2 separate regions of the Mus musculus genome follow, and region 2 is linked to region 1. A link is a loop called in an ENCODE intact Hi-C map of the cell type or tissue named here. Cell type or tissue: gastrocnemius. All regions are shown on one strand. Each heading gives the region's core, and the rest is flanking DNA. Links, peaks and the distances in the headings are about the cores only.

What was found. A loop is a pair of places that touch in the nucleus more often than their neighbours do. Peaks named below come from ENCODE experiments on the same cell type or tissue, not always from the same donor. Only the 100,000 strongest peaks of a DNase experiment are listed, where the experiment ranks them.
Region 2: a loop joins it to region 1, with 5 times the contacts of the local background. A loop is called at or near these places in 16 of 42 quality-filtered maps.

The regions. Positions count from the first base shown.
Region 1 is chr1:132,147,556-132,163,057 of GRCm38, forward strand. Gm30242 (a long non-coding RNA gene) reads left to right here and starts at 3,040. Exons shown (of 3, transcript XR_387381.4): 1 at 3,040-3,398; 2 at 5,567-5,770; 3 at 6,143-6,587. In gastrocnemius, for the core only: CTCF peaks have their summits at 8,396 (motif pointing left) and 9,998 (motif pointing right); DNase peaks (open chromatin) are centred at 5,748, 8,387, 10,013, 10,527 and 1 more place; H3K4me3 peaks cover 280 bases; H3K27ac peaks cover 1,816 bases.
Region 2 is chr1:132,203,946-132,219,447 of GRCm38, forward strand. Gm29695 (a long non-coding RNA gene) reads left to right here. Exons shown (of 2, transcript XR_387385.4): 2 at 12-5,602. It also overlaps a transcript of Lemd1 not described here. Among named protein-coding and RNA genes, the nearest start is that of Mir135b, 14 kb to the left of the region's middle. In gastrocnemius, for the core only: CTCF peaks have their summits at 7,208 (motif pointing left) and 8,355 (motif pointing right); DNase peaks (open chromatin) are centred at 4,371, 7,181, 8,452 and 9,338; H3K4me3 peaks cover 519 bases; H3K27ac peaks cover 471 bases.

The sequences.
Region 1 (15,502 bases), core at 4,067-12,066:
GTCTCAGAGGTTTAGTCCATTATCATCATGGCAGGAAGCCTGGCAGCATGCAGACATTGTGCTGGAGAAGGAGCTGAGAGTTCTACTTGAACCTTAGGCAGCAGAAGTGAGCTGCCTGAGACCTTAAAGCCTGCCCCCATGGTGACACATTTCCTCCAACAGGCCACACCTACTCCAACAAGGCCATACCTTCTAATAGTGCCACTCATATGAGCCAAGCATTCACACATGAGTCTCTGGGGGCCATTCCTATTCAAACCACATCTCCTAAAAGGATAAGACCAGTAGTCATTGGGCCAACCACTCCTCCCAGCCAACCATATGTAAATTATGTGCAGTCTTGGGGTCTCAGGTAGGAACAAGAGCGCACAGATTGGGAAAGACTAGAGGAGAGGTGGCCATCTGTGCAGTTATGGGGAAACCATCATCCATGCTGGAGCCAGACCTTCATGTCCAGTTGCTTTGGGTCATCCGTGACCCTGTCAGGAGCTGTCATCTGTGTCCTACAATGAAACCCAATCAACTCATTGGATGAAATGTGGTAGAACTGAGCTTTGGTTTGTCATCAAGACCTTGGGAGGAGGGAGCAGGTGTTGTTCGAATCTCCCCCCCAGGGAAGGAATTTTAGTGACAGGCTAACCAAGATGAATCACTCACTAACTGTTGTCAGGTTTCAGAGAGAAAGTTTCTGTGAGGGTCTCAGAAGGTTGTCAGAGCTTCCTGCCTGCTGTCAGTGACAGACACTCTTGCTGACGGTGGCAGCTTTGAGGCAGGTGCCTATGAAGACTTGGCCTGAGGTGCAGTTGGGGACCTTGACTTTCTTTTCTGCATCGTCTGTCACCAAGCAGCTCAGGACAGTGCCTTACACAGCCACTTTGAACTAGAGGCCACTGGAACTTACCCACCATACCACTGAGATGCTTGCCATGTTGCAACACGTTAGACAGAGACCAGAACTCAGCCCCCCACCCCCACCCCACAACCCTTAGTTGAGTCAGAAAAAGTCAGAGGCGTTTGCCCTGATCAAGTTAAAGGCACTCGCCGCCTCTGCAATCAGGCCCCTAAATTACAGAGCCCACCTGCCAGCTGCCTGGTACCGTCTCATTAGCTGGGTGCGGGGAGAAGGTGTCATATGCCTTATGGGAGCACCTGATAACCAAGTTCTTGCTCCATAATTAAACCCAAAACCCCAACCTCACCCCCACCTACCCCTTCTTAGGGAAAACAGCAAAGTTGAGGCCTTTCCCCTGCCCTGCTCCAGGGAAGGAAAACTAAAGGTGTGAATTATAAGTCTCCAGCCTGGGCCTCTTGTGACTGTGGGATGGAGGGAGACTTAGAGAGGTGCAGTAGAAGGACAGGAGGGAGCCCCAAGTCTTGACACATGGATACCCGGAATCCAGCAAAGCCTGAAGGACAGACTAGCCTCTAGGGGGTTCTGAGGATGGACGTTAGGAAGGGAGGTCCTAGGGAGAGGGATCAGAGGCTGTAGGTTGTGAGATGGCTCAGCAGGTAAAAGGCTTTTCATGTAACTCCATGTCCCCCGAATTGCATCACATAGAAAGGGAGAATCAAGTCAACTCCTGAAAGGTGTCCTCTGACTTTCGAATGTGTGTTATTGTATGGCAGGCACCTTTGTTGTACACATAGCACACCACACACACACACACACACACACACACACACACACACACACACACACATGCGTACTACATAAAAGTAAATTTTAAAGGAAAAGAGGGTGGCGGGTGGGGGAAATCCTGGGACCTAGGACAGGATCACCTACACATAGCCTCCCCCATACCGTCCCCCACTCTCCACTCCACTGAAGGATGGATGGATGCAGGGTGACTGACAGAGTCATCTGTGATACTCCCAGAGCCTTAAAGCCAGAGCTGTGTGAGGTGTTTCTGGCTGACAGGTACACAGAGCACCCTGGCCAGGAGCAAAAGTGTGGTAAGAGAAATAGATTTGCAAGCCTGTGGGAATGCAGGTGACTGTCCCTCGCTAAAGAGGCTCCCCTGAGACAGAATGGGGAACTGGTGTTAGCATTGCTGAATGAGGAAAATCAACCGCAGAGGGGAGGTTAAGTGGACCACAGCTAGCCCATAATTCCTTGCCCTCCCCATATGATGCATAGCCTCTCTTCTGCAACTCTTGTGGGCAAACCTTGAAAAGATGGCTCTGGTGAAAAGGTACCAAGTGGGTTGCTTGCCATGGATACTCCCCTGGCTCCAGCCAGCCATGACTACCAGCCAGGAAATAGAGGAATGGACAACCCAAGCCTCTAGCTCCGATGCGGATTCTGCTGCCTAGAGAAAGGATGGGGCTGGAGGAGAGGAGAAAGGTCAGTGGCCCCGGCCTGTGGAGAGACACCTCTTCCCCATCCTTGCCCCACAGTTCTCTGGTCTGAGCCTGCAGGGTGCCAAGCGCCATGCCCCTGCTCTGGATTTGGAGAGAGCTATAAAAAAAACCAAAACTATCCAGCTGAAGGGAGAAGGTGAATTTACTGGGATAGAAACGATCAGGGCTTCTGGACCTCTGCAGCAGAGATAAAAGATGTGGCTTTGGTTGGTATATAATTGTGTGGCATTTTATATTAAAGCCAAGCCCTTGATTGTGCTCAGTACCCAGCCAGAGCCCAGGAACCTGCCTCTCTCTGCTATCACAGCCAGGAAGTGCCCAGAGCCCTCTCTAGCCCTACCACTCCCCAGGGTGATTGGCTTTGATTGGCACCATGCCAGTGCTGACTTTGTCCCCCACCCCCAATCTGTGGCTGGAGAGAAGAAGATAGCCTATGGCCATGAGTCATGCCTCTGAGGATTAGCACAACCCAGAGAAATGCCTGGGCAGAATGTGCCCCCTTGCTCAAAGTCCCAACTCACGGACATAGCTGAGCTAGGCCAGACTGGACCTAGGGCTAGGGAGGAAGCTACTCTCTGAGGCCCAGCACTAGACCTGCTGATAGCAGGGAGTCCAGTGAACCCAGCCCTGGGGAGATTGTAGCCTTGGAGTCATTGCTGGTTTCCCTAAGTTCCTTTCAGGCCAGTTTCCTGTTTTCTCTAACTCCTGGGAGCCCCTGGGACCCCAGCACAGCCAGGGGTGGCTTGACATAGAAGAGGGAGGGGCACACAAAGGTCAGCATCTGGGGTCACAGTGGATGGGCCCAGGATACTAAAGAGTAAGGAAGAGGAAGGAGTTTAGCTTTATATTCGGCTTCGTCTGGAATGAGTCCTGTGACCTGAGTGCAGTAAGCCACTCGTGTCTCCCAGGAACACAACCCGACTACATGGTGTGACAGATACCAGACCTACTCACTGGAACTCACCTGACCGATCAGCGTGGTTCAGGGACCTTATACCTGAATGATCAGGCATGCCTGAATGTGCGGTCACTGACAGGTGAGTGCCCAGGTGACCAAACGACGGTGGCGTGACCAGGTACAATACCTAAAATACCAGGCTATCCTGAGTTAGACACGTGCCAAATGGCCTGGCAAGAAACCGACCTCTCCAGAGGCCTGCATTCCAAGTGTCCAGCCCAGCCTCACAAGTTGGTGGCATTGGACAGAGGCTCACGTAGCTAGGGGAAGAAAGGGTTTTGTGGCCTGCACTTCCCTGGGGAGCCTGCCCATGGGTCCCCTGGGTGCTGCTATCTCTGAGTACTTCTTCCCACCACTCAGGAGCCCTTACTGACTTTGCTCTTAATTAAACAGCCGGTAAATGAATTTATTCCAATATTTACTCCTGGAGAGACAGAGGGAGCACACGTCATCCAGGTAGCCTGGAGGTGAGTTGGCCAGGCTTCCTCCTCTCCTGGAGTGCCAGGGCAGGCTCAGACGTGAGATAGCTTCCACCTATCCATTTGCCTTCTCTTCCTGGCAGAGCAGGAAGGACCCAGAGGGGATCTTTGTCCCTGAGAAAAACGAAAGCTGAGAAGATGGGAGATTTCAAGGCTCAGCAGAAACACAAACTGCCCTCTTGAGACCAGACCTGGCTCCCCGTGGGAGCCCTCAGAGGAGGCAAGGTGCAAGGCCTTTGTGGTAGAATGGAATAGAGAGCCCTTCATGAGTACCTGAGTCAGCTGCTGCCTGCCTCAGAAGGGAGGTTTGTGGGGACTGTAAGGATCCAGCAATGGCCACTTCCCCCATAGTTATCATTTTTTTTTACTTCCCTGTGGTGTGAGTAGCAGTAACCCTTGAAGTCCAAGGGACACTGGCAGCTGCTCAGGGGAAGCCACCGAGGACCCCTGGCTGGTGCACCTGGGGGAGAGGCAAAGCAGAGAGAACAGATCCTCACTGCTTCAGAGAAAGGCAGGGCGGGGAGCGTGCAGACCCGGAGATGATGGAGGGGAGCAGCCCTTGGAGGCAGTTATTTAGCAGGTCACTTTAACCCAAGGGTTAAACAAATGCTATGACATCATCTTAGAGATAAGAAGACTGGGCTGGCAGAGGTGAGTGACTTGAAATCCAGAGCTGGTGTGCTCTTTGTCTGTGGCTGAGGTCAGGGGAGGCAGCCAGGTTCCACTGCAAGGCAGCCAGGAGCAGGGCAAACTCCAGGATGTGGGGATCTCTGCCACACATCAGGGTGCAGCTCCATTCCCAATGGGACTCTGTGAGTCACAGACCACAGAGCCACTCCAGAGAGAAATGGTGCCTGGCCGTAGGAGGGTCTGGCTTAGATGCTCTCGGGACTCCTGTGGCCTTGGCAGTGGGGTTGATTTCTCCAAAGTCTGCTTTTCATAAAAAAAAAAAAAAAAAAAAAAAAAAAAAAAAAAAAAAAAGTGATCTGACTACTTCTAGGGTTGTGTGGAAGTTCAATGAAATATTGTTTATGAAACGTCTAGCATGGACTGGGGACATGGCTCACAGCTGTGCAGCCACGAGGACCTGAATTCCCAGCACCTACAGTGAAAGTAGTGTAACTGTGCACACACATGCCTCTAACCCTAGTGCGGGGGTGGGGGGTGGGGAGGTTGGGGTGGGGCAGAGACAAGGGAGATTCCCTCAGGCATTCTGGCTAGCTCTGGATTTCAGTGAGAGACACTGTCTCAAAGGAATAAGGTGGTGGTGGTGCACACCTTTAATACCAGCTCTTGGGAGGCAGATGGATTTCTGAGTTCAAGGCCAGCCTGGTCCACAGAGTAAGTTCCAGGACAGCCAGGGCTACACAGAGAAACCCTGTCTCAAAAAACAAACAAACAAACAAACAAACAAACAAACAAACAAACAAACAAAGGAATAAGGTGGAGGTCGATAGAAGACACCAAGCATCTTCCACTGGCCTTGTGTGTGGCTGTCCAGGAACTCACTCTTTAGACCAGGCTGGTCTCAAACTCAGAGATCTGCCAGCCTCTGGCTCCTGAGTGCTGGGACTAACCCCAGCGTCTGACTAAATTCTTCAGACCACTGGACAAAAGTCCCTGCGCTTTCTCTTTCCTGTGTCTCCCCCACAGGACATAGCTCATCCTGGGTCTCACTTTGGGTTCAGTTCCCTGGACCTAGAAGGATTATGGTGTCCAGCTGGAACCAAAGCTCCATCTCTCCCTCTTGTGATGCCCCGAAACACAGGCTCTGCCCTCCTCCAGCATACTTCCGGCTCTTATAAGAAATCAGAGTCAAACAGAAGTGCATCTGCCTTTGGCCATCTGGACTCTGCAGAGTGATGCATCCAAGGAGAGGGACTTCACCCAAAGCTCGAGTCCTGGTACCTGGCCATCAAGAAGGATCTCCCCAAATGCCACCCGCTTGATTAGGGATCAAGCGCCTTTCAGAGTGAGCAGTCTGCGGGTCCCAGGGGACTGTGGCAAGGGCTCCTGGAAGGGCAGACAGAGGAGCTGAAGCATCAGGTCGGGAACCAGTTTGCAGGCCTGCGCACGGGAGGCTAGCCTACCACCGCCTTTCTCGATTTTTACTGCTCCAGGCCTCTGACCTCCTCGGTTGTCGTTTAGTTGTTTTTAGATTTCTGCTCCCAGGGGTTCCTGCAGATGCTAATTTGGCAGTCTGGCCTCCTTATTCTGGAGAAGCCGAACACCCTGACTGCCCCGAGGACCAGGGTGGGGGTGGGGGATGGGATGGTGGTGGGAAGGGCTAGAGTGGGGATGGGGAATGGGACTGGGCCACTTTCCTTTTTAACCAATTTTCTAGGTCTAGGGGACACTGGAACGCCAGCTTTCCCTTTTCCTGGTGCCACCCACTGTGAGGGCTGAGAGAGGAGACAGATGAACAAGTTGCCTCCGGAGAATCTGCAAAGTCAGGCAGAGAGAATCTCAGGACTCCAAGATAGGAAATTCTTGAGCAGGAAGTCACCACTCTCCGAGCTATATCGAGCCTCTCCTCGGGCCAGAGCAAGCTCCGCGTCCTTTTTGCTTGTCTGAATATCTGATGCTGTTGGAAAGCAGCACGTGGGTCAGGAGACCTGGGGGCAGCTTCTAGCTCCAAGGCACAGAATTAGGAAGGAGTAAGATCAAAGAGCATCCCTAAGGGTCTCAAACAGGCTGGTGCTGGGAGGGGGAGGCTGGTGGAGGGGGAGCTGACCCCAGCCAGGCACCGGCCTTATCCCAACCACCCCACCTCACTATCCAAAACTCAAGGCTCCTGGCATGCAACACTGCTGCTTCTGCACTTAGGTGAGTCCCAGGCTTAGATCCTGGGAATGAGGGACCTGAAAGCTCCCATTCAGGAATGATCCTAAAAGATAGTCTTTTTTTTTTTTTTTTTTTTTTTTTTTTTTTTTGAGACAGGGTTTCTCTGTTGTAGCCCTGGCTGTCCTAGAACTCACTCTGTAGACCAGGCTGGCCTCAAACTCAGAAATCCACTTGCCTCTGCCTCCTAAGTGCTGGGATTAAAGGCGTGTGCCACCACTGCCTGGCAAAGATAATCATCTTATGCTGGACCTGGTGGTGCAAGGCAGGAAAGTCACAAGTTCAAGGCCTGCCGAGCTATAAAATGAGTTCCAAGATCAGCTTGGGCAACTGAGACTTTCTCAGCCGGGCGGTGGTGGCACATGTTTTTAATCCCAGCACTTGGGAGGCAGAGGCAGGTGGATTTCTGAGTTCGAGGCCAGCCTGGTCTACAGAGTGAGTTCCAGGACAGCCAGGGCTACACAGAGAAACCCTGTCTCGAAAAACAAAAACCAAAAACCAACAACAACAAAAAAAGTGGAAAAAATTAATTGTTTTAAATGTTTCTAAGCATTCTCCAAGTGTCAGATACTTTCATGTTTACCCACTTCTCAATCCCATGAGCTAATGCCACCAGTGTTGTATTTTATAAAAAGAAAGAAACCAGGGATATGTTTGGTGGAAGTGTGGGAAGGGGGGGGGGGAAGGGGTTCTTCTGCGAGCCCATGCTGAGGCATCCCTTCACCCCGAGGGACCAGCCACGCCACACTATAGTATAGAATAGAGTTTATTCAGGACATAGAGAGGGGAGTTGAGAGAAAGGCAGAGAGAGAGAGAGAGAGAGAGAGAGAGAGAGAGAGAGAGAGAGAGAGAAGAGAGACGAGAAGAGAAGAGAAGAAGAGGAGCAGAGGTCGGTCATGAGCACATGGAGAGAGAGGGGAGTGGGGAAAGAGGGTAAGGAGCGAGAGCAAAGCAAGAGAGAGCAAGAGAGAGGGCTGGAGAGATGGCTCAGCGTTTAAGAGCACTGACTGCTTTTCCCAAGGTCCTGAGTTCAAATCCCAGCAACCACATCATGGCTCACAACCATCTGTAATAGGATCTGATGGCCTTTCTGGTGTGTCTGAAGACAGCTATAGTGTACTTAGACATAATAATAAGTAAATAAATCTTTAAGAAAAAAAAGAGCAAGAGAGAGAGGAGGGGACAAGCAGAGCCCCTTTTATAATGAGTCAGGTAACCGTGGGGGTGGAGCTTAGACTAAATACCAATAATCAGCATTGTCCATATATATATTCAATTGTTCATATATCAGACATATCCATATATTTCATAATTAGTTAATTAATTAGAAATTCTCAGGCTGGCCTATAAACTCAAAATCCTCCTGCTTCTTCAATCTCCCTAGCGTTGGGGTCACCCACATGCTCCACTATGCCTGGCTCTGTCTCTAAGACTGAAACGTGAACACAAGGCTCCATAGCTAGTAGCCCATCCATTTGAGATTTGGACCCAGGGACCTGGATGTGTGTGTGTGTTTGGGGGGGTGGGGGAGGGGAGCCAAGGATTGCGGCTTTGAGATTCTACCTCAGTGTTCTCATCCATATACCAATTGATCCTATCCAGTAAGTTTTTAGTTGAAAAGCACTAGAACAACCACTTCCTTCTGACTTAGTGTCCCCTTTCCTGCCTTGTAGGACACAGTTGCCCGAATAGGAAGTAAACAACAGCATCCCTTCTCAGGCCCGGAGAACGCTGCTCCATGGCCTCTGCTGCCACCTGCTGGTTGTAGAGAGTAAGATCGGTCTTGGGGCATTTTTTTAGAGTTTTCTCTATGTGACGTCATCCTTTCTCCTTAGCTATGGGACCATTTCTGGTGTCATAGGACTATTTGACTCCCAAGCCTCCTTCTCTTCTGAGATCCAGGTTGGTAAATCCCAGTGCAAAAGGCTCTACCCCTTCAGCACCCCATAACTCCCCCCCCACACACACCGTCAAGTAGCATGCTTCTGAGTGTAGACTTGGCCAGGGGGCTGCATATTTATCACACCCAGAGTTCCCCAGAGGGAAATGATACAGACCCTGCTCAGACTGGTGGTGAAGCAGGGTTAAGATCCAAACCAGAGAGGTGATAAAACTGTTGCTTTCTCTAGCATCCTGTGTCGCTCCAGAGACCCCTAAACCAAACAGAGATGGAGGTGAGAGCCCAAGGTTTTCGGAGTAGTTGGGCACAGGCTCTACGGCTGAGGTGTGGCCTGAGGCTCCCAAGAGTGGAAACTAGAAATGAATTAGGTCCCACGAAGAGAAGACAGAGTGGTGGGCAGGACCACGAAGAAACAGAACAACGAAAAGGGACTGAAAAGGAGCAGTCAGACAGGAGCTGAACATGAATGAATTTGGTGGAGACTCCCACATCTTAGAGCAAAGTTTGGGGGTTTCACCCAGCTTCCAGGTTTTTGTTCGCCTGCAAGCTAAGAGCAGTTACACTTTTTCTTTGGGTTCTAAGTGCTCAGCCGCTCCAAAAACCTTGGGCTCTCACTTCCATCTCTGTTTGGTTCAGGGGTCCCTGGAGTGACACAGGATGCAACAGCTTTATCAGATACTTAACAGAACTCACGGCTCTGGACAAAGTTTTTCATTTAAAAAAAAATGCTTGAAAAAGATATAAGAAGCCGGGCATGGTGGTGCACGCCTTTAATCCCAGCACTCAGGAGGCAGAGGCAGGCGGATTTCTGAGTTCAAGGCCAGCCTGGTCTACAAAGTGAGTTCCAGGACAGCCAGGGTTATACAGAGAAACCCTGTCTCGAAAAACCAAAAAAAAAAAAAAAAAGGTATAAGAGATAATTTTTTTTGTAATGACTGAAATAATACGAGGCTCCAATTTCAACGTCAGTTAATAAAGTTTTATTGGCACACAGCCATGCCGTTAGGCTTTGTCCTTGACTAATTCCTGCTACACCGGTGGACAGAGGTGGGTAGTTCCAACACAGGGCTCACAGGTTTAGAGCATTTATTATTTGTCCCCTGACCTCAAAGCTTGCAGTCCTTTACCCTAGAAGAAAAGGGTGGTGGGCCCTGGAAAGAAGGGGGACCTTGAGCTTCTGATGGAGGTGGGGACACAGGAGCAGTGGCCTCTCCAAGAGCCTTCCTAGATTCTGCCACAATAAAAACATTCCCCACTTAAGAACCCGAATCTTCCCAGTCCTGTTTCCCACAGCCTGATCCACCACTACGAAGGCAAGTATATACCTCTAACTCTTAAGATCTCTATCAGCACAGGGAAAGATAATGGCAGACCTTGAAGGTTTGTTGACACTTCTGAAAGATACCAGCAGCTCAGCGGCTTGTGAGGTGAATGTACTTCCAGGCTCGGCCACTAGAGGGCAGGAAGGCCCTGCTGGCTGCTCGGAGGTCTGCAGGATTCCCGACCTGGGAAGAGATGCCCTCCCCTGCTGTTTACAACCGTGCCCTTTGATCAGCTCACAGCCTGCCAAGGACCAGGCTAATGCAGAGCTTCCCACTGCGTCGAGGCAGGTCTCCTTCTTGCCTTTTCTCTGTTTCTGCCTTGCAGAACAGACTGACGGGAACCATGAAGGTAAATGGTCCCTGCACAGGTCTATATCATATAAAGGACGCTTTACTCACACCCCAACACCGGACCGTTTGGCATAAATCTAACTCCATTCTCTCTTCAGAGAATATCCTGCCTCCCTCCCACCAACCCATCCTTGTTGATAGGGCTGTAGGGATCCTGAGGATGACCTGTTGGGCGAGGGAGATCGGCAAGAGGGAGGCAGGCCAGAAGGTGCAGTTCCAGAGGTAGCAGGCACCAGGGCACACAGCTGCCATGAGGAGTAGGCTCTTCTAGACAGCTCGGCATTGTGGTGTAGTGCCTGACTGCTGAGAACACACCGCTGCAAGGCAGCGGGGCTTCCCCACAGGTAGATGCCTGGCATGGCCTGACAGGTAAGGAAAGTAGAGAGAACAGCTCCAGGAACCAGCCACTTTAGCTCAGAGTATACTGAAACACCTCACTGAAACAAGGGCGCCCACTGCGGGGCTGTGATGTTCTGGGCCCTGTGGGCTCTTTGCCATACAGGATGGCGAGCCAGTCAGGAGAGTCTAGGCTATTTGTTCTCAGAGGAAAACTCTCTCAGTTCAAAGTGCTGCCTGTCACATCCCCCACACCCCTCCACCCCAGACTCCACATTCCCAGCTTCCCCTATCCAAGCACCAACATGGGACTTGTCGGTTGGCTGCTTTGCAACTCCTGTTGCAGATCCCCACGGAATCTCCTTCAGCCTGCCGCATGTTCACTCTGGGGCTAGAGTCTCACTCCATGATCTTGTTACATGGAAGAGAATGCATCCCACAGTATCAGAGAAAACCTTGGAAAGCAACATCTTTACTCTGAAGAGCCTCTGAAGAGCTCAGGGGCTGGCAGGAATTTGGTGGAGGGTCTATCTTGCTCCTCCAGAGGAGACACATGTTGCAGGAGGGCGGGGAGGGAGGACGCCACACCAGGAGCAGAGGGTCTGGGAAATTCAGGGTTCTTCAAGAAATGGTGGTTCTGCTGTGAAGGAACAGGGGATGGGGATGGGGGTGGGGGAGGAGAATGAGACAGGGAGGGAGGTACCGGGGAGCATGAGGTAGCATCTCTATTATCTGGGTGACCTACAGGGTAATAATGTCCCAGGCTGAACCCAGTGACCTCCTGAAGACCTTTCTCTGTTCCTGCAGCCTGCCTGGCTGGTGACACACCCTCCTCTAAGCACCCTGCCAGGAACAGGCAAATTCCCCCTCGCCCCTCCCTCTTCCCAGCTCAGCAGTCCCTGCCAGCTCCACAGTTTGCCAAGTTTACCTCTCAGTTTTCTCAAATCCACCCCAGCAGCTCCCCTTGCCTTGCTCTCAGCAAAGGCCTCCTGTCTCCCCTGACTGCTCCTGTCCCTGGGGGATGGCAGGCTAAAGGGATTCTGTCCTTTGCCTTCTGCCTGCCTAGGTAGCACACTGTGGGGTTAGGTGCTAAAGCCAGACGCCTTAGGTTCAAACCCACCCTGCAGATTCATAGCTGGGCAAGCCCACTTCATATCTAGAGAAAGCGAGTCTCATTAGTTGCTGTTCCTCATTAGCAAAATCAGAACTTGACAAAATAGGTCTCAGACCTGCTGGGAGGAATACCGGGCTTTTCTATGTGTGCGTTCCTAGCTCCAGCTTCACTACCTCTCCTGCTTCCTCCTTGCTCTGTGCTCAGTCCTCTTCTTCCTCCCTCCCCTGTCACTCCTCCCTCTATGGACCAGCATGTTCTGTCTCCTTCCTCTGCTCACTGCATACTACTGGCCCCATCATGGTGCCCTGCTTCCCTGGTCAGTGGCCTCTGCATTCTTCTTGCTCTCCCCTCACCCCCTAAGATTGTGTGCCTCAGACCCAGGTCCCCAGAGTTCTCAGTCTTGTCTGCCCTTGCAGCCATTAGGGGATCTTGCAAGTGCAGCTTGCAACCACAGTGCTTGCAAGCACTAAGGGATCTGTGAGCTACAGTCCAGGGATGCTTGCAGCATCGGAGCACCACCTCTCTGTACCTGCTCCACTGCTTAGGGCACTGAGGATGCAGTGAGGACCAAGCAAAAAGGGATTATACACCATGGCCTCCAGGTTCCCCTTGGGGCTTCTGAGCAGAGCAGCCAGCAGTGGGATGGGGCAAAAGGAAAGGAACGCCAATCTGGTGTGGCCAGAGGCTCTGGCTCTGATTTTCCTTTGGCCATGAGAGGGTCCTGAGATCCTTGGGACTGTTCCCACCGTGATGTAACAGTGTTTTCTGAGCTGGTATTAGAGCCAGAACTAAAGCTAAGCCACACAAGCCAGGAGCCCAGAGACGGGTGATGTCTGCTAGACTAGTTGGGGTGGGGGGCAGGGCTATGATTCATTCATTCATGCTTTTCCCTCATCTAACCCATCCTTCAGAAACTTTGTGCATATGTGAATGTGTGTGCACATATGTGTGCTGGTGTGCCATGAACATGGAGACACCAGGCATCAACTTTGGGCATTCTTTTCTCTACCCTGGTAGCAAGCCCGTAGGATCTGCCTGTCTCTCTCTTCTGGGTGGCCGTGCCCTGCCTTTCATTCGAGCGCTAGGAATCCCAACTCAACATCCTCACACTTTTGTGCCATGAACAGCCCAGTAATGTTTATGTTACCATGGCCACCATAATCAGTCCCTTCTGACAATGGAGCCCACAACCCCCTGCTTGCTAGGCAAACATCTCCAGAGATTCATTCCTAGCCTCACGCACTAATTTTATTGCGTCATTATTTGGGGAGCTGGGTATGGCAGCAGGTGCAAGAAAGAGAATATTGGATAATACTCCCTCTGCACTGACACCCCCCCCCCCGCCATGTAAATGTCATGAGGGACAAGTGTCAGGGAAGGAAGCTGCACTGTGCACATCCTAATGGAGTAGGACAGCAGGCTGTTTGCCACTCAGTGGTGATATCATTGCCTAAGACTGTCTCTGTAGTCATCCTGTGACAAGGCTCAATCCTGACCTGCAAGATTTAACTTAAGGTAGCGTGGTGAGGCTGCCAGGCCGCTCCGGCTCTAAGAGTCCAGAGCCAGGATCAAGCTGCTCAAGGTATCTGAAAAGCAAAACCCAAGATCCAGCGTTGCCCAGTTGCCCCCAAGCAGCTGCAACCTCTGCCTCTGTGCCTCTCCCCTGTGTTCACCTAGTACAGATCAAACATTTTATAAACCTTGGCCCAGAAGCTGGACAGCCTGCATTTTAATACCACTTCCACCCTTTACTAACTATGTGACCGTGGACAAACCTCCTAACCTCTCTGAGCTGCGGTATTGCCCAGTAGAGCCTGCCTGTGGGTAACTAGCTCTGTTTAATGGGACCTGCACTTGCTTTTGCTACATTGCATGCTGTGAGTCTTGTCTTCCTGTCTCAAGGCTCTAGAGCATTAGGATATAGTTTGATGTCTTCAATCTTCTTCATGCCCCAGGGAGTGGCATGGAACTTCGCTCAGAGCAGGCTGGCCCGAAATACTTGTTGAATGACTTTAAACGATCAGTATAAGTGTTGGCTGAAGTCATTGCACCCTGGCTCTCCAGGAGTGGGCAGGGGTCCTCTGCAAGTCACAGGGAGCTGGCAAGGGCAATGCCAGGCCATCTGGCAGGGAAGGGCAGGGTAGGTGTATCCTCTGAAGCAGGTGTTCCAGGAAGGAGAGTGGAGCCAGCCTAGAGGATTGACTGGCCCACCACCGAGCTTCTGGACCTGGGACAGAAAAGGGACAATCCGCATGGCCCTTCTCGGAGGAGGGCAGCCTGCCAGTTAAGTACCAAAAAAGGCTACCTTAGGAATTCTGAGGCTTCAGGAAAGACAGGGTACACCTGGTAGTTGCCACAATAAAGAAAAGAGGGTGGTTGTGCCTTGAGGGCAGAATATGGAGTGCTGCAGAGCCGGCCCCCTGAGAGGCAGGGAAGTGGAGAGGCCCTTCAGTGTCCCAGCTGGCTCAGGGCTCAGTCTCCAGTCACACTGTGCTTCTTGGCTTCCTGGAGCACAAAGAGGCTGCCTGCTCTCGGGTCTGGAAGCTCAAGAGATCCTTGGGTAAGCTCGGGTAGGGCAGGGGCTCCTGGTGCACCTCCTGGGAGGATAATAGCACAGTCTCATGGGGACTGTGTTCTGAGTAAGTTGAAAACTAGGTTTCTTCTTGTCTAGTTATGTGTGAGGCCTTGAGTCCTGAGGTCAACTCCAGAACCTAAAAAAGAAAAGAAAACAAAACAAAACAACAACAACAAAAAAAGATAAAGCAGGATACAGGAAGGATCGGAGGGGTTTCTTTGTGAATGGTCAAGAAAGATACGGAGTGTTTGATTTCAAGTGAGGGCAGTTGTTCTCCTGCTCATACCTGCCCATACCTGCTTAGAAAACAGCTAAGGCTAAACCTCTGTTTTCTTCTCTCAGCCTGTAACCACAATAGCTGGAACTGTGGATTGGACCAAAGGACCCCAAGAGGCAGAGACTCACAGGAGCGGCTTGCTCGAGCATGCACCCTTTGTTCATTTTGTTACCCTGTATTAATGTATAAACTCATGGACATCATTTCTACATTTTGATTATTACACATTCTACTCCAGTGACCATGTGTGTGCAACTGCTTGTTTAAACATGTGTTTTCCATGGGAGTGGAAGTGCTGGGTCATAGGCTAACTCCACGTCTTACATTTTAAAGAAATTGCCAAACGGCGTCCATTCCTTATCTATCTATAGACCTATCTATCATCTATCTACCCACCTATCCATCTTTCATCCATCTAACTATCTATCCATCTACCTACATATCTATTTATCTATTTTGAGTTTTTGAGACAGGGTTTTCTCTGTGTAGCCCTGGCTGTCCTGGAACTCACTCTGTAGACCAGGCTGGCCTCAAACTCAGAAATCTTCCTGCCTCTCTGTCTCCCAAGTGCTGGGATTAAAAGCATGCGCTACCACTGCCCAGATAAGGTTTTCCTTCCTTCCTTCCTTCCTTCCTTCCTTCCTTCCTTCCTTCCTTCCTTCCTTTTTAACATTCATTTATTTATTATAAGTATACTGTAGCCGTCTTCAGACACTCCAGAAGAGGGCGCCAGATCTCGTTACGGATGGTTGTGAGTCACCACGTGGTTGGTGGGATTTGAATTTAGGACCTTCGGAAGAGCAGTCAGTGCTCTTAACCGCTGAGCCATCTCTCCAGCCCCCAAATCCCCGCCAAGGTTTTCTTAATTAACCAGTTTGTTTGGGGTTTATTTTAAGTCTTGTTTTTGAGAAAAGGCCTTGCTCCATCTCCCAGGCTGCCCTGGAACTCTCCATCCCCTGCCTTCATCTTCCTAGCACTGGGATTACAG
Region 2 (15,502 bases), core at 3,921-11,920, 56 kb after region 1:
TTTCTGTTAAGTCCTGCATCTTGACTGTTGACTGCGGGGCCTCAAGAATCAAGCGGACATTCCGCCCACCCGCACTGGATCCTGGAACCTGCATGAAATGACACGTCCAGGGAGTGTTTTAAGCTTGTTTCCCGTTCTTGAGCCGCTGCTGTGTGCGTCTGAGGTGAGGCAGAAGGCTTGGAACAACACAGGTTTCAGGAAAGGAGAAGCTGAGGTTTGGTGATGGAACCCGTTTACTCCAATGGTAGGACAGGCAGCAGCCTCAGGGAGCCCGGAGGCTTCTGGGAATGATAACCCCAGCTTACTTCTGTCTCTCTCTCTCTCTGCATCTCTCCCATTCTTCTACCCTGTCTTTCCCTACAGACATCTGTTGAGCATTCCCCCGCCCGGCCCAGGGCATGCCCCAGTTCACTTTCGCCTGTTTCTGTGGTCTTCACGGCTTCTGCAAGATGAAGAGGAAGAAGGACGAAGTTCACAGAGAGAGGGAGACAGTGGTGTGAGCAGAACCAGGGCCTCCCTTGTCAGCTCCCCGTGGATCTGAGCCTGAGGCTGCTGTGGTGCTCAGAGCGTGTGTCTTCCATCTTTATTTAACTGGTACCTGACCAACAACCTGAGGACATCCGCCTTCTTGTGCCCACCCCTATTAGCTACCAATCTTTTGTGCTCCTGGAGAGGCCTCAGCTACACAAGGGTTTCCCCAGGATCTGCCACTTGCCTTCTGGAGACTGGACAGCCTCCCTAGGATCAAGGAATGAAACTTTGGGGCTCTTCTCAGGGGACCCCTCCCATGAAGCTTATGCAGCCTTGGGAGAGGAAAGCAGTTGCTAAACAGCAAAGTAACTGTTTTTGCAGACTTTGGAGGGTTTGATGTATGCGACACCACCATCAAACACAAGATGGAGTCTAGGCTGGGGCTCCAGGGTCTTAGCCCTTTCTTTGCATCCTCTTGGGCCAGGTGGGCCAGGACTGAGATGGAGGACCGAATCAGACATTCGAAGGGTCAGACAGTAGAAGGCTCTTCTGTGTGTCTGGCCCTGACCTACCAGTTTCATGAAGCCCTCAGTTCTTTGTCAGCACACAGATGTGGGGAGACCTTTCCTCAGGCACTAAGCCCCTCAGGGACTATCCCTAGAGCTCGGCCACACCACTGATCCCATTTTGTTTACTCACACCCTGCCTCGTTCCCTTCTGTCCTTGGGAAGCTGTTGGCATAGCGCACCTTCTGAGCACAGGGAATTCTAGGACTGTCCTAGACTTTCCCCTTCTTCTTCCCAGTTCCGTGTCACCTCCTTCTTCAGGAGCTTGTGGCCATTTCTAGGAGTTCAGAAGCAAAAGCGTTTCCTTCCTTTCCCTTCCTCCCTCTCTCCTTCCTTCCCTGGCTTTGTCATTGTGCTTGTGTCTCTTAGGTGCTAGAGGAAGAGGTGGAGATTATGAACCAACTCTTAGCAGCAGAGAGCAGCTTCTGGTCTGCTAGCCTGCCGCCCTCCTCACTGGGACAAGCAGTTCTGCACACAAGGGAGATGTCACATTCCCACCACCGTCAGGGTCAAAGATGGAGGAAGGTCTGGACTCAGCGAGAGACTCTGAGCAAACGGGAAAGGGTGTTTCTTGGGCTTTCTGCAGATTTGCTGGGATCAAGGTTGTCTTGGTGGAGCCTGAGCTGCTAGCTTCTCTGCTATTCTCCACTGGCTTTTCGCCTCTGCCTTCCCACCTGAACCACCTACTGTCTGTTATTTGCTTTTATATTCAAAGATTTATAAACAAATCCTTCCCTCAGGGAAATAGCAAGCTTCTGCAGTAAAGGCCAGTGGAGGTCACAAGAATAAAGCAAACTTTCCAGATTCTTTGTCCTCTGAGATGACGGAGGCCTTGGGTGAGGCAGAAATGGCAGAAAAGCTTCAGGGGGCTAACTTTGCTACAGAAACCAGAGATTCCGCCGCCCCCCCCCCCTACTCTCCAGCATTTCTAACTGCAGGCTGCCTTCAAGGCTGCAATCAGAGAAGTCTCTCTGGAACTGGAGGGTGAAATCATATCCCTGTCACTAAGAAGCGTCGGGTGTTATGTCCCAACCACATAGGCTCACCCAGAGGACAGGTCAGATAATGGAGAACTAAGGTCTGGGAGGGGGCAGCAAAGGGCAGCACGCCTGTGCTTACTTCCCAGGCTTTGGCAGGGAGGCCGCCCCAGGGGTTGGCAGGAAGCTGACTCAGGGAGCTGCTTCCCCCACAGGCATGTCCTTGGTATGGTAGAGACACTAGATATCTTGAGCCCTTGCTATAGGAACATGGGAGGTTCAAGGTTTTTTAAGTGTTGGTCCCACCACTGCTTGCAGACCCAATGTCCTTGCTCCCTTCGTCCAGGGTAAGCTGTGTAGCCACACTGCAGCAGGCCTGGCCTGAGCAGGAGGGAGGAACTGCAGCGTTGTCTTGACTGTTGGAGATGGGGATTCTGTTCTCAGCATCTAGGAAGCAGCTGGAAACCTGTTTTCAGTTCTGCATCTGGTGGGTTCAGTCAATTTTGTATTATCTGTTTAAAGTCCCTTCCACTCTGCCTGAGGGAAGCCCAGCCCATGGATCCTTTTAGGATCTATTTCAGTGGCCCTGTACTCTTAGGGTGAGGCAGGTGTGCATACCTTCCATTCTTACAGCTTGACACTCATCCTTAGAGGGTGGAGATCCTGTTCCAACTTAAACAGGGATTCCACCTCTTGGGCTACAGAACTAGTCAGTGAGAGTGGTGTATAGATGGCTTTTGGGGTCACTGGGACTTGAGTGTCTTCTAAGACTCTGGTCCAGGATGCCCAAGGGCTTCTTGTCTCAGGTGAAAGATAGTTAATCAGAATGTCATTTCCTGTCTCTACTCCTAAGGGAGGCAGGCATTTTGAATGTATAGATCCATAGAAATCAATAGGGAAATTGCTATTTTTTTAAGAAGAGAATCTTAAAAAGCAATAATTTAACTGAAGTAGACGTGCAATGTAAGGAACCCTGAGCCAAGAGCAGGTCTCCTGGGTTCGGGCTGTGCTTGAGTGCCAGTGATACTGTGACATTGGATGAGTCAGGCCTCATTTCTGGGACTGGTTTCTTCAGCTATAAAGGGGATTGCACTGGTCTCCACTGAGGCCAGTTCTTTGTGGAATGTCAGGCATCCTATGCCCCAGAGGATGTGTTCTGAGTAACAGGCAGATCTGAAGTGGTAGAATGTGCGGGGAAGCCTAGATCAGAGCTTCTACAATGTTCCTCCAGGGAGGGCTGGGACATCTTCCCTCCCTCCTGGATAGACTCAAGGGGGTCGTCTGTAGCTGGCACTGACTTCAGGCCCTGACAGTTGCCGTCTTTGGAGTCTACTATGGCTCAGTTGCTAAAGAGATTCAGAAGGGCCTGACTCCTGCTTGGGTTCACTTTGTACAGTGGGCCATCGCTAAGATGATGGAACCATTCTCCCCCACTCCTCCAATGGGATTTGTACAGCGGTGACTGCATGGGAGGTGGTGCTGTCTGCATGGGACAGTACAGATTTCCTCTTCCCCTGTCACTCCACCGGCACTGACTCCGATTGACCGAAGAAACTGCTTCCTCTTTCCCAAGGATGGGTCCTACACCTGCCCTCCCTACCCCACGTGAAAGGCACCTTGTGTTGGATGTAGCCAGACATGGCCGAAGCTTAGAGATGGACCCTTGGACCCTTTTTCCCCAACCAAAGAGGCAGGCTTTCACCCAGAAAGGGAGTCTGGACTGCTGCATCCAATAGTCTCGTAGCTGCTGCTCCAGGAGGTCCACCATTCACCCTGAAGGTTGCTGCTGTGCCTGGCAAGTCATTGAGCTGAGTGCACCTCAGGACCCAGAGGTTCCCTTTCTAGGGAAAAACTGCTGCATCTTCAGTACACAAGGAAGACCGGTCATAGCTACCACTTCTGTCACCTGGTCCTGATGCGAGCCTTCAGCGTGCAATATGTGCTGCTAACCAGTCTAACACCAGGATGCCTGGCTTGTCAGAACAAGTCCCCCATAACCACTAGAACCCCCAGACCAGCTAGATTTGGTAGGTACCCACCATGAATGCTAGGGTTACTGCACAGGCCCCTTCTCTAGATTCTTGTGTGAAACCATTGGCTCCTCAACAAGCAGAAAGGGAAGGCAGGAGAGCAGACCATCCACAAGTGGAGTGAGCCAGGAGCTGCTCAAAGCATTTACACCAAAGAAAACATTTCAGAAGCCAGGGACTCTGTAACTCGAGCCCTGGCAGAAGGAGCCTGGGTCTGAAACCCAAGGGGTTTCCTAGTGGGCTTCTGGTCAGCTCCCTTCCCTGCAGGAGCAATCTCCTCCCTCAGTCCATTCCTGCATTCCCTCTGAGGGGCGGGAGGAATGCCAGCAGGGGAGATGGCAGGACCTAGACACATCCTCAGGACTCTCCCAGCCTCCCTTGCCATGGCAACGCTGCTATTTTTATCCTGTTGTTCATGATGCTCAAAGCTCTGACTTTCTCTGTTCCAGAGAGCCCAGCTGCCTTCTGCCCCCATCCCTTAGCATAGCACCTTCTCGAAGAGGCAAAGGGATAAGGAAGAAAGGGGGACACATTTAAGTCATTCCTTCACTAGAGGGACCTCTTTGGTTTGCTGGCTTAAATAACCAGTTTTGTGTTTTCTGAGAGGTCTGAACTATGATCGAGTAGGAAGGGCCACTGCTCGGGGTGCCTTCCCAGGGAGCCCTGACATGCACTTCTGCCTCTTTTGGGAACACCTGAGGTTCTGAGGAATGTCCTGTTGGCATAAGCAATTCATAAAGTACTCTGCTTGGCTAATTAGCAGTCAGATAACTTGATGTTGCTGTGGAATCTAAGCTACTTCTCCTCTATCCCTCTACCAAGAAGCCAGGACATATGCGCTTGCATCTTTGTCCAATCATTCTATCCAAAGCAAGGCAGCATATATATCATCCCCAGGCTAGAAAGCAGACTCCCTCCAGTTTAGCCATATTCCGTTGAGGTCCCACCTCCATACGCCTGCAAGGGGCTAAGGATGAAGCCCAGGGCCACAGAACCACTAGGCAAATGCTCTCCCACTGAGTTCCATCTCTAGCCTGGAGCACATTGTGATTTTGAAGGCTGCAGTTAGTGAAAGGCATTCTTTAGCTGTTCTTTCTGCCACCCTTCCATGGCCCAGCCTTTACCTGTCTTCCTGTGTCCCAACTTCCACTACACTGGCAGGGAATCCCTGAGAATCACTGGTGCTAATGGTCTCCATCTATACTCCCCTTTGTTGATCTGTGGGGTGTGAACTCAGCATGTGGGGTGGCTGGGCTATGGGGTACATTCTATGTATATCCCCAACACCTCTACCCTGGAAGCAGGTCCGGATCTTAACCCAGCAAAACACCAATCTACATCTTGTTAACCTTTGCTTCGGTTGAGTTGGCTCCTGAATGGTTGTTTTCCTAGGGTGGCTGAGACCCATTTACTAAGCCTCGTTGGTTTTATTTTGGCTCTAGCTGCACAGTTTCCGAAATCTATGCATCTGGAGTAAGCATTTTCTGGTCGCCACTGAAAAGCATGCTGGCAGATTCTGCTCTGATAATTGCTGTAATAAACACACTTTATTACGTCCCTTTGCAGCAAGTGAATTATGTTGTCAAGGCGTGTGGGGTATCTGTGTTGATTTCACACTGTAATACATAGCAGAAGCCAAACTCGTTCGTGCCGATCTGAGAAGAGGGAAAATGAAGCTGTGTAGGAAAGTCAGGAGTGTGTGCACAGGCGAGGAGACCTGGGGGACACCGGAGGCCCTGGTACTATGAGCCTCATTTGTACTGTCTATAAACTGAGAAAAGCCAACCTCCTGCCTCCTAGCATCTCAGGAAACTAGTGGGTCTCGAGCTGGAGAGCGGTAATGGTTTAGAACTGCCCTATGGTCTCACGGCTTACAGCTACTTTAATATAAAATAAAGATCTTTACTTGGGCTTCTCAGAACTATTGACAGAATGCGTGATTGTCGGTCTTGCAAGGAAAGAAAGTCTGAGCTGCATTCAGAACAAAGATTACCAGGTGTTATGAATTATATATCATTAGAGCTCTAAAAAGGATGGAGGGGGTAGGGCAGAGATTCTACTTACTGTGAGGAAATGGGGCCCCAAAGAAAGGACAGAGAACCTAAGCCATCAGCCATAGCCTCAAAGCCAGCCTTCTATAAGGAAGGGCTGGTTTAAGGCAAGTCACGTGACAGCTGTACATGAATTGATAAACTATGGTCTTTAGGCAGGATCTTTCTCTATTGCCCAGGCTGGCCTAGGTACTTACTCTGCTACCTGGGGTGGCCTCGGACATCTGATCCTCCTCCTTGAGCTTCCTGAAGGCGGAGGATTACAGATGATGCGCAGTTTTTGTAGACAGCAGTGGACTGACTGGTCATGGTCAGGATGGCTCTCTTCTCCCAGCTGAGCTTCCTTAATGCCTGGCACAAGGTATTCATGAAGGCTTAACCAGGACAGACCTACATCCTATGCTTTTGACTCAACTGTCAGCTTGCATGCTTGCCCGCTGCTATCTGCATCCGTTTTCACCCTGAAGAAATGAGTGCTATTGTTCATTGAATTCATAAAGTCAGTATTGAATCCTGACCCTGAGCAGGACACTGTGGGCGCCACTGAGGAGAAACAGGATGTCAGCGGTGCCCCCACTCCTTAGGAACTCGAGACATGACAGAAAGCAACATGACAAGACTCAAGGATCCTCTAGGCAGAGCTCAAGCAAAGTGCTTCGGGGCTTGAGAGCCAGGAAAAGCTTCTCAGAGGAGATGGGTTCGGAGCTGAGCCTGGCTGTATGCACAGGCGAAAGCCAATATGGTATTACCATGTTGTGGGAGCCTCTTCTGTCACAAGTGAGTCCACTTGTTCCCAAGTTCCTCTCGGCCCCCAGAGTCTGACTCCTGGCATTGCATTAGTGCTTTGACACAAACCTTTGATCCTACAGGGTTAACATTCAGGAGGGAGGAATGCTGTGTGACTAACAGACATTTCCCAGCACCAGCGGCTGCCTCAGAGGTTCTCCTGGGACAGGAAGGGGGAGAAACAAACCCGAGAGCAGGGCTGGGGAGATGGCACAGTGGTTGAGAGCACTGCTCTAGCAGAAGACCCGGGTTCAGTTCCCAACTCTTATATGGAGCAGCTTACAAACTGCTCGTAACTCCAGTTTCAGAGGATCCAGCGCCCTCTTCTGTCCTCCTCAGGTTCCTGCATGTGCATGGTGCTCATAGGGACAAGCAGGCATAGACAAAAACCCATACATGAAGATAAAATGTAAAGTACCCGAGAGCATCAGTGGACACCTAACCAAGGGCACAGGACACTGTCTGGACAGTGAAGGACAGACCACGCTCAGCATGGACTCTGACAAGGTATTCATAAAGGCTTAACCTGGGACAGACCCACATCCAATGCTTTTAGTTCAAAAGTCAGCTTGGAAGCTTGCCCTATCTGCTCTGTCTCAGACCGTGCTGGGTATAAATACCGGAGCATACACTGGTTCACACTCCAACCTTCCTTCCTCTCATTCTTTCACATTTTGTAAGAGATAGTTTGGAAATCTCAAGGACAACGTACACTCTGTCCCTTCCTTCTGTTGTCTGACTAGAAAGACAGAAAGAGCAGGCTGGCACGGACACTCAAAGTGTCCTTGATGGTCCTGGCTTTATCTTAGATGACTCGCTGGTGTCCTGATAGACCTCATTCCCTACCTATAGAGAGGATGACTGCTGCCCTTCCATCACAAGATGGCTTATGGGGACAGGAAGAGACTGAGGTTCCCAGCTCCATGTTCTAATTGTGCTTGCCTACTGAAGCTGCTTCATGTCCCACAGGTCTCTTAGCCACTTGTAAAATGCAGAGAGTAAAACGCCCCTTGAGTTTCTGTGCCGCCTGCGGTGTGGTATGTTGAAAGGGAATTCTTCCGCGCTGAGTAAGGTAACTTTGTTCAGGCGTTCTCCTAGCTTAGTACCTGGCCCTGGGCAGGTAGGTGTTCAAGATACGGTAACTGAGACGCTCGGTTGGAAGCGTTACAAATAGCCAGTCTGCCTTTCGTATCTCTCACATGTTCTACTGTAGCTAGCGCAGTGCTGGGTGTAGAGGAGAGACTTAGTAAATACAGGTCAAACTGAACTGAAGACGGGTAGGTATGGGGTTGTGAGGAGGGCTGCGCACGCCTGTTAATCCCAGCACTGAGAAGGCTGAGACACAGGATTGTGAATTGAAGGGCAGTCTGTGATAAATAGCAAGGTTCATCTCAAAACTGCAAAAACAGGAATGGTGGGTGCGGTGTGGTGTGTTGGAAGGGAATTCTTCCACTGCAGTGTGCTGAGTATCCTGCAGGAGGCGCTCTAGTCATCTCAGCCTCAGCGGAGCCGGGGTGGGGTGGGGTGTAGGATTGGCCCGGGGAATGGGAGAAGCTCGAAGGAAAAACAGCCCCACGCGTCACTCACATATTTACATCGCAACTGTCAAAACAGTTATTTTTAAGTCGAGTTCCGTCTGCCACGAGTTTAAAACCAAGCTGCGCGGGGGCGGCCTAATGCGCGTGCGCGAAGCCTGGGACCAGGGAAGGTGGCGTCAGGAATTTTGAGGGGTGTGTGCTTGCATGTAGCAGCTCTTCTTTTGGCCACTTTACTCTTAGCTCTGGGAGCTGTGTCTTCAAGATGATGGGTCGGCCGTTCCTGTCCTACAGGAATCAATCAAAGTCTGTAAGGACAAGAGGAAACTGTCCAGTTTTCATTTCCTCTGTCCGTGTCCATGTGTCCCGGGACCCTGACAGCCCCCAACCTGTAAGTTTTCTGCACCTATACCCTCCTAGTTACAAGGTGGGTCAATTTCCACTGCCAAGAGAGCCATCAGAGCCTCTATGTGGAAGCCTGAAGTTGACATGACCCACATTCATTGGCCCTATAAGCCATTCCGAGGAGGACACAAACTGAGGAATTCTATGTGGGTTGGTCAGCACTGGGGTGGGCCTAACCCTTGGGTCAGAAAGCAGCAGAAAAAATGACTTGCTCCCCAATGTCAGGCCTGTAGAGAATTCATTTTTCTCTGGAAAGAGAGGGGCCCGTAGATTTGACACTCTCAGGATGCTTCTGTCCCTCTCGCTCCCTGCTCAGGGGCAATGGGATTTGAGACAGACGCTGGCTGGCCCTGCTGCCATCAATATGTGTCCCAGCCCTGTCCAATGTCTGCTCTATAATGAGTAGTGTTTCGGAATGTCACCTCCATTAATGGGGAAGCGACACCTGTGCACAGCCAGAACCACCTCTCTGTCTTCATTAGGCAGTCCACAGCCTAGCTGCAGGCTGCTCTGGCTCTGTGACAGATGACAGGCAGAGGAGCGAGAGCAGCAGGCTCCTGCTGTCCAGGATTCATTCGCAGACAATGACCCCGAATGCCCCCTCCCCCCAACAAACACCAAAATAGACAGCTGAGAAAAATGTCCTTCTGGAGCAAGGCACAGCAAGGACAGTTAATAGCTAGAAAGCAGGCTTAAGGAACAGAGGAGCAAGTTCCTGGGACAAGCGCCTTTTCTTGTCTCTGATCGCCTATTTAGGGTGGGTTATGGGGTCTCTGCCTCTTTAGCATTCCAACTGTCTTCACAGGCCGCGTTTTTTGTTTTTTTTGTTTTTTCCTCTTCTCATAAATCTGTTTGTTTGCTATGCAAGTCACAGAATGAGATTAGAACTGATGTTCTGACTCTAGATTTCTGTCCATCCCGGGCCTGCACGTAGTCTCCCAGTAAACCCCTGTTCCCTTTAATACTTTACCTTCTTGCCCTCCTAACATAATGGGGCAGCCACATGAGCAGAGCCATAGAATGGCTGGAGATATCGACATGGCTTCACAGGACCCCTATTCCTGTAAAATCTGTCCTTTAAAAAAAGGCCAGAATAGCCAGGCAGTGGGGGCGCACACCTTTAATCCCAGCACTTGGGAGGCAGAGGCAGGTGGATCTCTGAGTTTAAGGCCAGTCTGGTTTAGAGAGAGAGAGAGAGAGAGAGAGAGAGAGAGAGAGAGAGAGAGAGAGAGGGAGAGAGAGAGAGAGAGAGAGAGAGAGAGAGAGAGAGAGAGAGAGTTAGTTCCAGGTGAACCAGGGCTACACAGAGAAACTCTGTCTTGAAAAATCAAAACTAAAAGTCTAGCATGACGGGACCTGAAGACAACCGCAGCACCCAGGAGGATGAGCAAGGGAATCAAGAAGTCCAGGTCAGGACTGGAGAGATGACTCAGCTGTTAAGGGCACTGACTGCTCTTCCAGAAGTCCTGGGTTCAATTCCCAGCAACCACATGGTGGCTCACAACCATCTGTAATGGGATCTGATGCCCTCTTCTGGTGTGTCTGAAGACAGCAACTGTGTACTCACACTCATAAACAAGGAGAAGAAGGAGAAGGAGAAGGAGGAGGAGGAGAAGGAGAAGGAGAAGGAGAAGGAGAAGGAGAAGGAGGAGGAGGAGGAGGAGGAGGAGGAGGAGGAGGAGGAGGAGGAGGAGGAGAAGGAGAAGGAGAAGGAGAAGGAGAAGGAGAAGGAGAAGGAGAAGGAGAAGGAGAAGGAGAAGGAGAAGGAGAAGGAGAAGGAGAAGGAGAAGGAGAAGGAGAAGGAGAAGGAGAAGGAGAAGGAGAAGGAGAAGGAAAGAAGAAGAAGAAAGTCATCCAGGTCAGCCTGGGCTATGTGGTGATACCCTGTCTCAAAAAACCAAAGCAAGCCAGGCGTGGTGGCGCACGCCTTTAATCCCAGCACTCGGGAGGCAGAGGCAGGCAGATTTCTGAGTTCGAGGCCAGTCTGGTCTACAAAGTGAGCTCCAGGACAGCCAGGGCTATACAGAGAAACCCTGTCTCGAAAAAACAAAAACAAAACAAAACAAAACAAAAAAACAAAAACAACAAAAAAACCCCAAAACCAAAGCAGAGAGCTGAAGAGAGCAGATTTGGGTCTCAGAACCATAGGTAGCTCAAGTGTCTGTAATTGTAGACATCCAGTTGCAGATGATTGGATGGTTTCTCCTGGTAAGATATACCTACAGGCACAACACCATAAACATAAAATAAAAATAAATTTAAAATTAAAAAAAATAAAGCAAGGCTTGATAGAAGGTTGTGCAAACATAAGAACATGAGTTTGGATCCCTGGCACCATGTAAAAGCTGCATGTCTCCTTTGTCTCAGCACTGGGCTGGCGTAGCCATGAGGATCCTTGGACCCCATTGGCCATCCAGTCTGGCTTCTGGCTGAATTGGTGTGATGAGAGACTGTTTCAAAAACTAAAGTGAATTCGAGACCAGCCTGATCTACAGATTGAGTTCCAGGACAGCCAGGCCTACACAGAGAAACCCTGCCACCAACAGCAAAGTGAAGAGCTGGTTCAGCGGTTTAGAATACTTTACGCTCTCACAGAGGACCTGGATTTGGCTTGCAAGTACCTCATGGCGACAAACGCCCATCCCAAATTCTAGTCCTATCCTCTTTGGCCTCCATGAGACACACATGCAGTACACTTCTGTACATGTAGACAAAACATCCATACACACAAAATAAACATAAATGCATTTTTAAAATAATGTAAAGAGACATAGCTGCTGATAGTATGAGTCTCCCATAACCTCTTTTCCTGGCATGAGGAAAGGCGCCTATGACTATGGCGATATTCAAGCCACACACCTGAGTCCACACATCTCCCCACCCTGCCTTGGATCCACCACCACTTCCTTTTGTCTCTTCTAAATCCCATTACATGGACTGCGTCCATTGGCTATTGCCTGAGACTAAGGATCCTTTCCTGCTGGGCCTCTGCAGGCCCCTCTGTCCCTCACTCTATGCTGCTCTAATCACCCCGACTCTCCATCGACTGTGAACCATGGTCCTCCCGACCCACTCCTCCCCTTCCCATATCCTGTCTCTATATTGCTCTATGAAAGGTCCTAGTTCACTCCATTTGCTTGCTGGTCTGCCTTCTCCTCCTATGCCAACTGGTCCAGGGAACAGGTACCACAGACACTTTACACCCGAATCCCTAGCAACAAGAACGGGGGCAGGGCGCGTAGTCAGACTCAGGAAGCACTTGTTGGACAAATGAATGAATGAACAAATGAATGAGTGGCCTGCTGCAACCTAATGCATCCATGCACCCTGCTCTGCAGCATCCTTATCAGCCTCTCCAGAGGAGCTTGAGGGTCCTTCTCAGATGTAGCTCTCTTGTCACGCACTCCCCTAAGCCCTTTGGTGGCAAGATTGGTGAGATGTTGACACCTATTGCCGGGAGCCCAACAAATGCTACTCATACTGGTTTCATTATATGTGGGTGTCGTTTTACATCCCCAAATGTGCTTAACTTGTTTTTAAAAGTACAGAAACAAACAAAAGCTTTCAGTAGCTCCCACCGTCTCAGAACAAAGCTCTTCAGTGGGCTTCTGAGGCCTTCTGCAGACTGGCCCCTGCCAGTCAGCCTTTCTGGCTGTCCAGCTGCCTCCAACCCTCACAATGCTCAGGAGACATCCCCACCTCATAGTCGTAGGGCAGCTATGGCTCCCTGGAACCAAGGTTTCTGTTCCCCTTGGTGAGTACAGAGTGGATGAGCACAGTCCTGCACTTCTAGAGAACAGAGCCTGGCTGGAGATCCCCCTCAAGCTCCTACAGGTGCACAGACCTCATTCCTTCCTGCGCTTGCTAGTTTCTGGTTTCTTTTGCTTCCACTATTATTGTCTGTCTATGGCTGTGACAATCCTCACTGTAAGTGCCCTTTGCAGTCGCAAGGACAGGAGTAGATGTCCCATAATGCATTCAATATAACATCTTGGTTTGTTTCTTATCAATAGGTGTTGTCTTTCCCAAGTGTTTCTGGGGGCGGTGTGTCTGATATAAGCCCATTCCTCTGGCGTGTTCTCACTCAAATGTCACTGAGAGAAAGCATCTCCCTGGCTAGGCTGGCTTTCATAATAAGGAGGAGCGACTTTGAATTTCCTATGTTGAGGAGAGGGGAGTGGTGTCCTCTCTCACCAGGACACAGTACTCTGGTGCCATGGTGTAGTGAGATGCCTTCCTCCCACCTCCCACTGTGAGCACTTGCAGAATAGTGTGGCAAGCACCCAAATGTGTTATCTCTGTGTGGACTGAGACTGACCCTGAGAGACAAGGTAAGTGTGTGATACAAACAAAGGCATTGCTACAAAAGGTCCGGGTTGTGAATAAGGCAGTGTTGCCCAAGCCTAAGTTCCTAATCTCTCAATTGCTGTATCCTAGGATCTTCCAGTGCCCCTTGCCCATCCCCAGAGGAGACCCTGGCAGTCCAGTGACCTCTTGCAATTCCTCCACTACTGTTCATGGAGTAACGAGAGAAGAGAGAGATGACGGGGGCAGTGGAGTGGAGGGGGACCACAAATATCCCCCTCTGTTTTCTGTCTGTTCTGTCCTGTTGAGTGAAGTCATTGCTCATCTCCAGGTGCCTCCCCTCAGCAGTAGCAGGCCCCATAATAGAAAGACCATAGAAACAGAAGAGGCCTTGGGGCTGCCACCTTTCCCGGAAATCGTTGAGCGTTCTGCCAACTAATCTCAACAGTATCTATTAGCTTCTCTAAAACCAGTCAGATCCTGTCCCCATTTCAAGGGCCAAGCCTGTATTCACAGTGTGCCCTTAGCTAGAATGCTCGTCTCTGCTTGATGCTTTCCTGACCTCCTGTAGAAAGTTATCCTTAATCAGTGCTGATCAGGCTCTGCTTCTTACTGTGTGTGAGCATGCGCTGGAGGACTCGGGACCTCAGAGTGGATGCCATTGCTCAAGCCCCAGGCCCAGAAATGTGACCTTTCACTTATATTTCCCCTTATTTATTTTGAACTTAAAAAAATGTGTTTTAGAGTGTAATCCCTCTGGGCTCTAGAGCCCCATCTTAGATACCTCTCTCCCTCCCTCCCTCCCTCCCTCCCTCCCTCCCTCCCTCCCTCCCTTCCTCCCTCCCTCCCTCCCTCCCCCTCTCTCTTTCTTTCTTCCCTTCCTACCCTCCTTCCTTCCCACCCTCCCTCCCTCTCTCCTTCCCTTTCTTCTTTTTTTTTTTCTTAATTTTTAATTTTTTTTTTTTTTTAATGTGTGAGGATATCAGATCCCCTGGAACCGGAGTCACAGACAGCTTTGAGCTGCCATGTAGGCCCTGGAGGTTGAACCTGAGTCCCCTGAAAGATCTGCCAGCACCCCAACCACTGTTCTCCAGTCCCCTTAGATGCCTTTCTAATGCACAGTTTATCTAAAACTTCCTGCATGTGGATTTGTGCCAGAAGCCTCTGGCCGTGGGCCGTGCGTGAGCCCCCAAGATAGTCACTTGTCAGCATCAGAACCTTGTCTTCAGGACAGGCCTGGAGGCTGGAACCAAGCAGCAGCTTGGGAAGCATAGCATATGGGTAGCATCCTAGCTCTCTGTGGCACTGAAATCTCTCCTTTGAATCTATTATTTCAGTGGGTTCCCAGAAACTCCCCAAGTAATGGAGCCTATTGCTATTGCTCTTGGCTGCCCACCATGCTTGATGGAAAGACCCTATTATTGAAGACACCTCGTACTTTGGTCACAGGAGAAATCAAGTTGGTATTGACCAGGAAGTTTTCTCCCTTTTGGAGAGTGTTCCTAGTACTGAAAGGTGCTATGCAGATTGCGGGTGTGGGGTTCGGGGTTGGTAATCATCTTATTCAATGGTGAATCCTGTGAGCTCCAATAGCAACAGGCCAGGAGTGGGGTAGTGGTATGAATGGTGTGGGAGTAGCCAGCTGCTTTCTGGTTGGATTTCAGAGGCCACTCCACAGAAAGAAACCCATGCCTGGCTCTGTAAATTTGGCCAAGGATTCATGACCAAGGAGCATATTGGTCTCGGGTGAACCTATTGCTATTATTTTACTAAATGCACACAGCATCCAGTTGCCCTCTAACCTCATATCGCTATACCTATAGATTAGTACAACTCTGACATCATCAGAGAACTTTCTTTGTGCACTCACAACTGATTAGAGTGTAAAGAGTGTCTGTCTTAGTTAGGGTTTCCATTGCTGTTAAGAGACACCATGACGGAGGCAAGTCTTATAAAGGATAACATTTAATTGGGGCTGGCTTATCGGTTCAGAGGTTCAGTCCATTAACATCATGGCGGACACGGTGCTGTAGAAGGGGCTGAGAATTCTGCATCTTTTTTGTTTTGTTTTGTTTTGTTTTGTTTTGTTTTGTTTTGTTTTTCGAGACAGGGTTTCTCTGTGTAGCCCTGGCTGTCCTGGAACTAACTCTGTAGACCAGGCTGGCCTCAAACTCAGAAATCCACCTGCCTCTGCCTCCCAAGTGCTGGAATTAAAGGCGTGTGCCACCACCGCCCGGCTTGCATCTTGATCCAACTGCAGCCAGGAGAAACAGACTCTGGCCGGACTTGAGCTTATATATGAGACCTCAAAGCCCACCCTCACAGGGACACACTTCCTCCAATAAGGCCACACCTCCTACCAGTTCCTCTTTCTAT